Linked DNA regions of Homo sapiens: region 2 is linked to region 1. Evidence: chromatin contacts called from ENCODE Hi-C or POLR2A ChIA-PET data. All regions are on one chromosome and are shown on one strand. The core of a region is the stretch at or near the end of the contact, and the rest is flanking DNA. Distances in the headings are between cores, read along the strand shown.

Region 1 (5,206 bases), core at 143-2,642:
AAAATTCATCAGTGGTTACAACATAAACCACACTCCTCTCTCTGCACCACTCCCATGGCCCTGCGTGACCTGCCGCGCACCATATTCGCTTTCTGACCTCCACACCCCGCCTCCACTCTGCTCCAGTGGTGCCCTGGCCACCTCGCTGCTCTTTGACCAAAATAAGCCCGTCCTGCCCCACTCCAGGACATCACCACCAGCTATCCGGTAGAGCCCCCTGCTCCTCGGGCTTTCCACCAGCTCACTCCTTGATCATCTGGAGACAGCTCCGAAGTCACCTCCTCAGAGTGGCTTCCCTGACCCATCACTTCGACATTTCATTGTTTCCTTCATTGCTCTGAATAGGACAAAAGATTGTTTTTGCACTTGTTGATTTACTATTTCCCCATTTTTATTTAACTTTTAGAGATGGGGGTCTCGCTTTTTCGACCAGGCAGGAGTGCAGTGGTGCCATCACGCTCACTGCAGCCTCGACGTCCCTGGCTCGAGCGATGCTGTTTCCCCATTTTAAAATGTGAGTGCAAGGGGAGGCGAGGTGGCTCACGCCTGCAATCCTAACATTTGGGAGGCCAAGGCGGGAGGATCGCTTGAGCCCAGGAGTTTGAGACCGGCCTGGGCAACACACAGAGAGACCCTGTCTCTAAAAAGAATTTAAAAATTAGCTGGGCATGGTGGCACACGCCAGTAATCCCAGCTACTCGGGAGGCTGAGATGGGAGGATCGCCTGAACCCAGGAGGTCAAGGCTGTAGCGAGCTATGATCGCATCACTGCACTCCAGCCTGGGCGACAGAGCAAGACCCTGTCTCAACACTATAAAAAATAAAGAACTGGCCGGGCGCGGTGGCTCACGCCTGTAATCCCAGTACTTTGGGAGGCCGAGGCGGGTGGATCACCTGAGGTCAGGAGGTGACGACCAGCCTGGACAACATGGTAAAACCCAGTCTCTACTAAAAATACAAAAAATTAGCCAGACGTGGTGGTGGGCGCCCGTAATCCCAGCCACTTGGGAGGCTGAGGCAGAAGAATCGCTTGAACCCAGGAGGCGGAGGTTGCAGTGAGCCGAGATCGCGCCATTAAACTCCAGCCTGAGCAACAAGAGCGAAACTCTGTCTCAAAAAAAAATAAAAAATATAAAGAAAGAACTGCTGTTTATCGCCTGTCCAGGGCTGATCTTGGGACAAGACTAGAGGGATGAAGGTGCCCACTTTGAAGACTAGGACAGCGAGGTCATCCCGGATCTCCGTGCACGGAGTCTGCTGAAGTGCGCGCTGACTGCCCGGGGATAGATAGCAAGATTGCACCAGCGTCCGACCTGAGCTCCAGGGTGACTCTGCCCTCAGGCCCCGCCCCCTCTCCGAGCGCCCTGCGCAGGCCCCGCCCCCAGTCTCGCGAGAGCTGAGAGGTGGAAAATGGCGCTGACGTGAGCGCGAACTCGCACTGCCCAGAGGGTGGCCGCCGCCTAAGCTGCAGCCGCCGGAGCCGCAGAAACAAGAGGCCGAGCCGTGTCGAAGATGGTGAGCGCGGCACCGGGGTCGCGGGCGCGGCGGAGCTGCGGGGACTGGCGGGGAGCGGCCCTGTCGCGCCTACAGCCTCCGGCCGACCCCGCCCCCACATCCGGGCACCCGTCCGCCGCTGGCTGTCACTCGGAGAGCGCCCTACTTCCGGGCCCGGCCCGGAATGGACCACGCCCGTCAGGCTAGGACTCCGCCCCTAAACTTCTTACATCCGGGCCCCCAGCACCTCCAAGATTGTCCACACTGCTCGAGGCCGGCCGGTCTCGGTCCTCAGACAATCCATGTCTAGCTCCTCTAGCATCTTCCCAGTCCATGCCTGCCCATAGCCCCGCCTCCGTAGCCTTGGCCCCGCCCACTCCCTCTAGGCCACGCTTGTGTGCATACTGGGGCTCCCACCTATCCTAGTTGAGGAGAGCAGATGTTTCTCCCGTATGCATAAGGAGCTCAATCCGGGCCAGTGCAGTGGCTGACGACTCTAATCCCAGCACTTTGGGAGGCTGAGGCAGGAGGATCACTTGAGACCAGGGGTTCAAGACCAGTGAGGGCAACATGGCGAGACCCCATCTTTATAAAAAGAAAAAAAGAGCTTAGTCCACCCTTACGTATTCCCCTATCCTCTCCTGCTGGTGATTCCTTAGGATGGGGGCCGACTGGGTTGACCCAGAGCCCAGAAGGGTTCTCTCCGCCTCTTCCTTCCACCAGGAGGAGAAACCCTCAGGGCCCATCCCAGACATGCTGGCCACTGCAGAGCCCAGCTCCAGTGAGACCGACAAGGAGGTGTTGTCCCCGGCTGTGCCAGCTGCAGCCCCTTCCTCCTCCATGTCGGAGGAGCCAGGCCCTGAGCAGGCAGCCACACCGCCAGTGTGGGAACGTGGAGGGGCTGGAGGGATGCAGCAGGGCTCCTCCCCAGCCCCAGACAGCTGCCAGCCTGGCCCCGGACCCAGCCCTGGCCTGACCAGCATAGTCTCCGGGACCAGCGAGGACCTGCGGCCTCCCAGACGACGCCCACCTCCAGGTGATCTGTGATGGGGTCTTCTGGGGAATCACAGTCCCTGAAACAATAGAAGCGAGACGTAGAGAATCTCTAACCTCAGGGCCTTTCTAGAGGGATGCCACTCATCATTTTACGGAGCAGCCGGTGGATGCCAGGCTGTGGCTCCAATGGTGAGCCTGGCCAGTCCAGCCCCTGCACTGTGGCAGACCAGTCTGTTGTGGTAGGCAGAGAGTAAAGGCCCCAGCACATCATATTTGCTTCTCTGGGGCAGAACCCTGGGGTCAGGGACAGCACTAGTGAGGAAGGGACCAGTGACCACTGTTCTGTGCGTCCTGCAGGGAAGCAAATCCCTTGCTCCAGCCCTGGCTGCTGCCTCAGTTTTCCCAGCGTCCGTGACCTGGCACAGCATCTGCGAACCCACTGCCCGCCCACACAGTCCCTGGAAGGTAGGGCCAGGACTGGTAATGGGGAGGCAGGTTAGGGTGGGAAACAGGCGGAGCCCCTCGGAGCCAGCCTTGGCCACCTGTCTCCACTTCTCTGTCCTTCATCCCTACCAGGCAAGCTCTTCCGCTGCTCAGCCCTGAGCTGCACCGAGACCTTCCCCAGCATGCAGGAGCTGGTGGCTCACAGCAAACTGCACTACAAACCCAATCGCTACTTCAAGTGAGACCCTGACCTCTTGAGCTCCGCCCTGCCCTAGCCTCACCCTATGTGTGGGCTCCAGGCCTTCCTCCCTTCCTGGTCAGGGTGTTGGAGGGCGGGACTTGATGTGGGTGGGCCTTTGGGGAAGCCCCGCCCTCAACTCCCTGGATGGGGCGGGGCATACGTGGGCGTGGCCCCACCCAGCCAGGCTTTACCTCCCAAGTGGAAAACCGGCCGCCTAACTTAAAATTGAGACTTCTTTCCGGGTTTCCCCAGGTTCCCACCCGAAGTGGTCAGGAAGGGTCGCTGCCACAGTTGTACAGGAGCGGGGAGGTGATTAGTGCCCAGGCTCCGTTCCCACGCTCGAAGGGCGGGTGGCATTGCACAGGACACTCTCCCTGGTGCCCCTGGAGGCCCAGCCCAGCCCAGCCCTCTGCCCACCTCCAGGTGTGAGAACTGCCTCCTGCGCTTCCGCACGCACCGCTCGCTCTTCAAGCACCTGCATGTTTGCGCGGAGCATGCGCAGAGCCCAGCCCCGCCGCCACCCCCGGCCCTGGACCGAGAGCCGCCCGCGCCGGAGCGCCCCCCGGAGGTTGACCCCGCATCAGCGCCGGGCCTGCCGTTCCCGCTGCTGGAACCCTTCACGACCCCCGCCCCTGCCCCCACCGGACCGTTCCTGCCCTACTTGAACCCTGCGCCCTTTGGCCTAAGCCCCCCGCGCCTGCGCCCCTTCCTGGCCGCTGCACCCGGGCCGCCGGCTTCCAGCGCCGCCGTCTGGAAAAAGAGCCAAGGTGAGTGTGGGGTCGGGGGCCTCCAGGAGGGCTGGCTGGGCTCGCCCTGACTCTGAACTTGACCCGCCCCTTTACCGCAGGTGCTGGCAGCAGCCCCCGAAGACCCCAGGGCGGCTCCGACGCGCCCTCAGGTGCGTGCAGGTGACCACCAGGGAGGGGTGGAGGGGCTTTCTTTCCTGCGCCCTGCGGGGTCTGGTGGATACCAGGAGGCAGCAGTGCTCATCCCCTTCCCAGGGGGCACAAATGCCACCGTCCCGAAATACAGGATTTTTGCCTTAAAAATGACTGGCACCTGCGCCTTCATCTGCGCCGGCGTTCCCGTATAAACCTTGCGCCCCTTTCACCGTTCACCTCGGAGCGGGCTTCTCCCCAACAGTGAATCTGGGGATGATAGTAGGGGACGCGGAGAAGCCAAGTTGGGTGCCCCCAACTCTAGGGGCAGACAGACCCGGGAGAAACTGAACTAGGCGCCCGGAAGCTGATGGGGGGCGGGAAAAAGTCCCACCCACCCTCGCCGGCGTCCTCCATCCTTGGCGCACGGGTCTTCTGGGCTGGGGGAGCCCGGGACTGACGGGGTCCCGCCTGCCCGCAGGGCACGCGGCCCCGAGCCGCATCGTGTGGGAGCACACACGCGGCCGCTACTCGTGCATGCAGTGCGCCTTCTCCACGGCCTCGCGGCCCGCCATGACCCTGCACCTGGAGGACCACCGCCCCGGCGCCCCCGCGGCCCCCGCGGCCGGGCCGCCGCGCCCCGACGCCCCCGCGGGTAAGGCCGAGGAATGCGCGGGTGGAGAGGGGGGCGGGGGCCCAAGGCGCTGAGGCTCAGGCGCCCCCCTCCTCTGCCCCACCCAGATCCGGCCCCGCTTGCACCCAAGGTGTCGCCGCTGCTGTCAGAGGGGGAGCTTCCAGTGTTCTCGCAGCTCTGAATCCCGCCGCTTTGGGGGTGGGCCATGGGATGTGGGTAGTTTTGTCATTTGGAGGGGGCTGCAGGGAAGGGGGGCTGGGGTGGACAATAAAGAAGGCGCCATGAGCCAGCCTATGCTGTGTTCCCATCCCTTGTCCATCCAAAGCATAGTGGGCTCGAGCCCAGCAGTCATGGATTGATCACATCTTGGGAGGACCACCTGGGTCCACAGGTGCAGGCCTCACAGCCCACCTGTGTCCTGTCTTCCCATCACCCCAATCCTGGGACCCAGGTCCCCACCTCCAGCTGTGGTTGAGGTCCCCAGTACCCACTGTGGCAGCGTTCTCCCTTGTCCAGAAA
Region 2 (5,945 bases), core at 1,280-3,779, 1.6 Mb before region 1:
GTCCCATCTGAGAGTCACTAGTGACAAGGATTAGGAGCTAGGACTCAGGAGCCAGATGAAATTAAAAATCCAGTCCTGCCCCCTGGAATCTAAACTTAGCATCTCTGCCAGCCTCAGATTTGCTTTTTTTTTTTTTTTTGAGACAGTGTCTCGCTTTGTCACCCAGGATGGAGTAGAGTGGCGTGAACACAACTCACTGCAGCCTTGACCTCCTGGGCTCAGGTGATCCTCCCACCTCAGCCTCCCCAGTAGCTGGTACTACAGGCATGCACCGCCACACCGGGCTTTTTAAAAATCTACTTTTTGTAGACATGGGGTCTCGCTATGTTGCACAGGCTGATCTCAAAGTCTTGGCTTCAAGCGATCCTCCCACCTCGCCCTCCCAAAGTACTGGGATTACAGGCCGAAGCCATAGCACTGGGCCCGCAGCTTCCCTCTGTAAAACAGGGCCCTAAGAAGAGATGCTACGATCCTGCTCAGCCCAGCACTCAACACACGTGGGAAACAGAGCTCCATCAGTATTTCTTTCCACCGGCTGGAAAAGGTGCAGCTCACGGGGTGTGGACCGCTGGGGGAATCTCTGGACACTTTTGCCCAGCATCATCAGACACAGGAGTGGGATTTGACCTCAGGACTCAGCAGACCCAGGAGCTCCCAGTCTCAGCGCTGGGAGGAGTGAGCAATCCATCTGAGGGCCTGTGGCACCTCTATCCGCTGCACCCCCCCATACCTGCCACCTCGCCAGGCCAGACCCACCTTGTGCACGTTGATGGAGGGGAACAGGTTCTGGAACATGGTGGCCATGAGCTTCACATGCATACCATGGGGGCCAAAGCTGTTGAGTACCAGGAGGGGTGGGTGGGCAAACTGCTGCTCGTGCATGCGGTGCCGGCGCAGTGAGGAGACCACATCACGCACCAGCGAGTACTGTAGGACAGGAGAGAGGAGGGGGTGACCACCAACCACACATGGCTGCGGACAACCCCAAGTCCAGCTCCCACCCCACATGGCTTTGTACCACCTCCACCCCTCTCACCTTCTTGACCTGGAAGGTCAAGGTGGGGCCTCCTGGGAGGCGCATCAGCTTCTGCAGGAGAAGAAAAGATCAGTGACTCTGGAGGGGTCTAGCAGAGGTGCCCGGAGTAGGCACCTTTGCCCCATCTCTTCTTCAGAGCGTTTACTTTGAAGCCAGAAATCACAGCAGCTCAGAGGCATATGTGTTCATCATGAGAGATAGGGGAAGGGGGGGTCTGGGGGAGATGAAGGGTGAGGGCGTCTACTCACAAAGTAGACATTGGTCTCTGTTTTGCTCAGGATCAGAAAGTGTGTGACCCCGAGGGGCCCAGCCACTGCCACGCAGTCCTTCAGCGAGTTCTTCTTACGAACCTGGAAATGACAAAAAGAAAAAAAGAAAACATAGCTTATCCCTTGTTGTGACAACTATAAGCTGACGGTGCAGATCCTGTTATGGTCTGTCTTGCATCTGACCCTTTCAACAAGCCCAGAGGAGCAAAAGGATCTTAGCCTTTAGAGTCAGTCGGACGCAGATTTGAGTTCTAACTCTGTCTCTTGCTCACAGCGCATCTTCCCATTGACAAATGAGCGAACTCAGGCCCAGAGAGGTTAAGTAACTTGCATCAGATACTGGGGAGAAGTCAGTTTCCAACCCTGCTTTGCTGCCTCCAGATTCTAGTCTTTTTTTTTCTAACACGGTCTCCTCCGGTCGCCCAGACTGGAGTGAAGTGGCACGATCCCGATTCACTACAGCCTTAATTTCCTGGGCTCAAGGAATCCTCCCACCTCAGCCTCCCGAGTAGCCGGGACTACAGGCACGCAACACCATATCCGACTAATTTTTCTATTTTTTGTAAAGACGGGGTTTCACCATGCTGCTCAGGCTGGTCTCGAATTCCTGGGCTCAAGTGATCCTCCCGCATCAGCATCCCCAAATGCTGGGAATACAGGCATGAGCCACCACGCCCGGCTCCAGATTCCAGTCTTAACTGTCAGGCTTAGGCGACTATCTATCTCCCAAGCTGCGCGCCCTCACTCCAGCCCAGCAAAAGCCCTGAAAGGCAGAAATGATGCTCCCCATGAGGGTCTTTTTTTCCAGCTGGGGAGACTTAAGTCCTCCCACAGTTTTACAGCGGGAGCCATTACTGCAGCTACGAAGACTAGGCCGAGGGTGGGTGGAGGCGGGCTGGGGGTGGGGTACAAACCTGCAGACGGCTGGCAGTGAGCGGCTCCATGACCCGCCGCACGTCCAGGCTGAGCTGCCGGATGTTGCGACCCGTGCAGCCTCGCGTGAACACGAACGAGTGCGGGTTCGCGGCATAGGCCTCGAGGTTGCGGAGCTGCGCCTGGGCGCGGGCGCGCTTCTGGTGCCGGGACTGCGGCGACGAGAGACAAAGGGTCAGCGCCGCGACCTCGGCCGGGACCCCACCTGCGCCACCTGCCTCCCAAGCTGCCGGGCCTTACCCTCCCTGACTGTCCCATGCTGCTGTGTCCTCCACGAGGCCTCCTGCGTCCGCCGCTTCCGGCGCTGCGCAGCTCACTTCCGGCGCCTGAGAGCCGGCACGGCGTGGGACGACATCAGGCGGGCCTGCGCACTAGGTGGCCTCTGGGAGCGGGGAGGGGCAATCAGATGGAGCGGTTGCTATGGAGACACGGGTGCCTGTTTCTAGGGAGACCGGGGCGGGGCTACGCGGCTCCGGGCTGCAGAGAAACGAATCCGCCGGTTCGAATCCCGCTTCGGCCCATTTCCTCCAGCTGGGCTAAAACCACTTTCTGCATTCCGAGGCTCCTAAAATATCCCAAAGTAAGGCTGATAATGTCCCCCGGGCCCACGAATTAGGAGCGACCATGTATGCACAATGTTGGGCGCTCTGGCGCCAAGTACTTGGGGAGAAGCCACCGGAGGGAATGACTGTGGCAATCATTCACTTTAGTCTCGCAACTCCTCTGGGCCAGCTGTCCTCCCCGGGTACCCCTGTCTGCAGACAGGCTGAGGGATGGAAACTCCACATCACCTTCTGGAAACTCAGGGCAAGGCGGGCGTTTCGTGAATAACTCGCCCCCTCCTTCTTTCCGCTCAAAGCCTCAGTCTTGGCCTCAGGCCTCTGGCTTCTTCCCCAAAACCTTGCAGTGGGGGAAAGGGACACCCCCTCACTGGGCTGAACATTACTCTCTCCTCCCCCATCGGCCTCCTCTCCCTCCTTGCTCTCTCTGGCACCCCAATTCTTCCTCCTCTCCCCCAGATGTGTCTCCCCTCCCCCTCGTCTTCCCCCTGTCTCTTTCTCCCTCTTGTAACTTTGTCTCTGTCATCAGTTGTCTCTTTCATCATTTATAACTGAAGATGGAAACTAAAGAAGTTTCCTTTCTCTGTGTCTGGCCCCATCCCTGTTTCTTTCTTCTCATCTGCCTCCCTGTGGTCTCTCCCCATCTTCCCATCTCTCTCTGTCTCTCCCCATCTCCCCGTCTCTCCCTTTCTCTGCCATCTCCCTATGTCTCTCCCATCTCCCTATGCCTCTCCCATCTCCATCTGTCTGACTCTCTGTATTCTTCAGCCCCTCTCTGTGACTTATGAAGTTCCCTCCCTCTCTACTGCCAATGGGGAAGCCAGAGGGGGCTGAGGGTGGGGGGCCGAGGGGCCCAGTGTGGGGGCCCCAACCCAGGCCCAGAGCCCAGCCTGGCAGCCTCTCTCAGATCTGGGACGACCATTTCCTTTTTCAACCCTGGAGTCCACTCGAGTTACTCGGGAGCTCAGGATGGTGCAGACCAGGGGAAGGAGGTGACTCTCCCGGCGTGTGGCTGGTCGTCGGTGGGGCCTTTGGACAGGTCTCAGACCCTGGGCCTGGGCTCTGTGGGGCTCTATGTGAGTTTCTTTGTACCCCTGGGAAATGACTGCATGGTTACTTCCCCCAGTTCCGTCCTCGTGTGATTTGACTTGTGTGAAAATGTGACCGAGTGTGTGGGAGACAGACGGTGACCTCTGTGGTGCGGTGGATAGGTTTCCGGGTGTCAACTGTGTGTACCTGTTTTGTATCTGTGCACTACTGTGTGATCACAAGAACCAGGATGTGGACAAGCCTGACACACAGATAAAGACCCACTCAGCCCACCCCATTTCCCTTTAAGTTGTGATGTGTGTGTGACCATATTTGGAACATACAGTTGTTGCCTGAAACTGTTATGTTTCCAGCTGTGTCTTTTTAAAAATTTTTTTTAATCAATGAGATATCCTTTATTTATGAAAGCATAGTTCCAATGCAGAAGTCAAGCTTTATGGTTATATATTAGGATAGGTTCAGATCCAATATGACAATGTTTAGCACTAACTTTAACATGTTAAAGCTCTGATTCCTGAATGTTTTTCTCACTTAATATATTCTCTCCAATGACAAGCTGGTGTGCTTGGCTTCTTATGCTGAAAAATATATGCCTGAATTCTATAACAAGCTATTAACAAAATCATGAATAGTTAATTAAATAAGTGCCAACACTACATGGAACTTACTGGCCACCAACTCAGAACCATAAAACTACACACACACACACACACACACACACACACCACACACACAAACAAAACAAAAAAAACACCAAAGAAAGATAGCTATCACTGTACATATGAATACTGTCCAGGATATCAGATCAATTATCAAATCCAAGGTCTCTGGTGTTTTGTCTCACAGTGTTGAATATATGAATGCTTCTCTATTATACTGACTTGTATTATTTTCAACAAATAATTATGTGGACTCAAAATCTTACATTTTTATTTCTTTTCTTTTTTTTTTTTTTTTTTTTGAGACAGAGTCTTACTCTGTCGCCCAGGCTGGAGTGCAGTGGCTCACTGCAACCTCCGCCCCCCGGGTTCAAGCGATTCTCCTGCCTCAGCCTCCTGAGTAGCTGGGATTACAGGCATGGGCCACCACACCCGGCAAATTTTTGTATTTTTAGTAGAGACGGGGTTTCACCATCTTGGCCAGGCTGGTCTCGAATTGCTGACCTCGTGATCTGCCCACCTTGGCCTCCCAAAGTGCTGGGATTACAGGCGTGAGCCACCGCGCCCAGCCTTACATTTTTATTTCTAATTATAAAATCCAGATTAATCCAAAAAACATAAATCACATGTAACTGAGGTAGGGTTTTCACTTTAAGAATATATTGTTTCTATCACAATTTAAAAATTTACAGCTGTGTCTTTTATATTTATTTTTTATTTTAATTAATTAATTCCTCACTTTATTATTATTTATTTATTATTTATTTATTTATTTATTTATTTATTTTTGAGATGGAATTTCAGTCTTGTCGCCCAGGCTGGAGTGCATGCGGTTGCTCGATCTCGGCTTACTGCAACCTCCACCTCCTGGCTTCAAGCAATTCTCCTGCCTCAGCCTCCCGCGTAGCTGGGATTACTGGCGCATGCCACCATGCCCAGCTAATTTTTGTATTGTTAGTAGAGACGGGGTTTTAGCATGTTGGCAAGGATGGTTTCGAACTCCTGACCTCAGGTAATCCACCTGCCCCGGCCTCCCAAAGTGCTGGCTTTCAGGCATGAGCCACTGCACCCAGACTTTCGCTGGGTGTTAATGTGTGCGTGCGTGCAAATGTGTGTGTGTGTGTTTGTGTCCACTCTGTTATGTGCCCATATGTGTGTGACAGCTGTGGTGTACATGTGTGAGTTTCTGAGTCAAGCTACCTTGGCTGGCTCCCATCCTGGTCTCTTTTTGGCTGTGTGACCGCAGGCAAGTTGCTTACCCTCTCTGAGCCTCAGTTTTCCCTGCTGTAAAATGAGGGTACATACAGAATCCAGCTCAGGTTGTAAGGATCAAATACGTAAAAGGTGTGGAGAGTTTAGAGCCAAGCCCTACACACGGTAAGTCCCCAGTGATGTTCCTCTTTCTATGTGTGGTGTGTGCGTGTCTGGGGCTGGGATC

What was found. Hi-C counts contacts between places; a loop is a spot of excess contacts on that map. ChIA-PET counts read pairs that join two places held with the same protein, here RNA polymerase II (POLR2A). Pooled maps may share reads with other maps.
Region 2: a map of naive thymus-derived CD4-positive, alpha-beta T cell shows a loop between it and region 1 (6-fold over the local background). The contact joins the promoter of PPAN-P2RY11 here to the promoter of ZNF414 in region 1. A Hi-C loop is called at or near these places in 1 of 168 maps with a recorded cell type or tissue (naive thymus-derived CD4-positive, alpha-beta T cell) and 6 of 50 pooled maps. POLR2A ChIA-PET finds 5 or more read pairs at or near these places in 1 of 52 experiments (PC-9).

Annotation. Positions count from the first base shown.
Region 1 is chr19:8,510,353-8,515,558 of GRCh38, reverse strand. ZNF414 (zinc finger protein 414) reads left to right here and starts at 1,392. Exons shown (of 8, transcript NM_001146175.2): 1 at 1,392-1,515; 2 at 2,218-2,530; 3 at 2,848-2,955; 4 at 3,067-3,172; 5 at 3,599-3,942; 6 at 4,023-4,073; 7 at 4,535-4,708; 8 at 4,795-5,206. The coding sequence starts at 1,513. The coding sequence ends at 4,868. RefSeq lists a silencer at 1,382-1,691 and an enhancer at 3,270-4,160.
Region 2 is chr19:10,102,946-10,108,890 of GRCh38, reverse strand. PPAN-P2RY11 (PPAN-P2RY11 readthrough) reads right to left here and starts at 2,529. Exons shown (of 13, transcript NM_001198690.2): 1 at 2,479-2,529; 2 at 2,220-2,390; 3 at 1,285-1,386; 4 at 1,037-1,087; 5 at 757-927. The coding sequence starts at 2,496. PPAN (peter pan homolog) reads right to left here and starts at 2,529. Exons shown (of 12, transcript NM_020230.7): 1 at 2,479-2,529; 2 at 2,220-2,390; 3 at 1,285-1,386; 4 at 1,037-1,087; 5 at 757-927. The coding sequence starts at 2,496. It overlaps SNORD105 (small nucleolar RNA, C/D box 105), which reads right to left and starts at 1,240; the gene lies at 1,156-1,240. It also overlaps a transcript of ANGPTL6 not described here. RefSeq lists enhancers at 317-960, 2,603-2,652, 2,249-2,892 and a silencer at 2,333-2,382.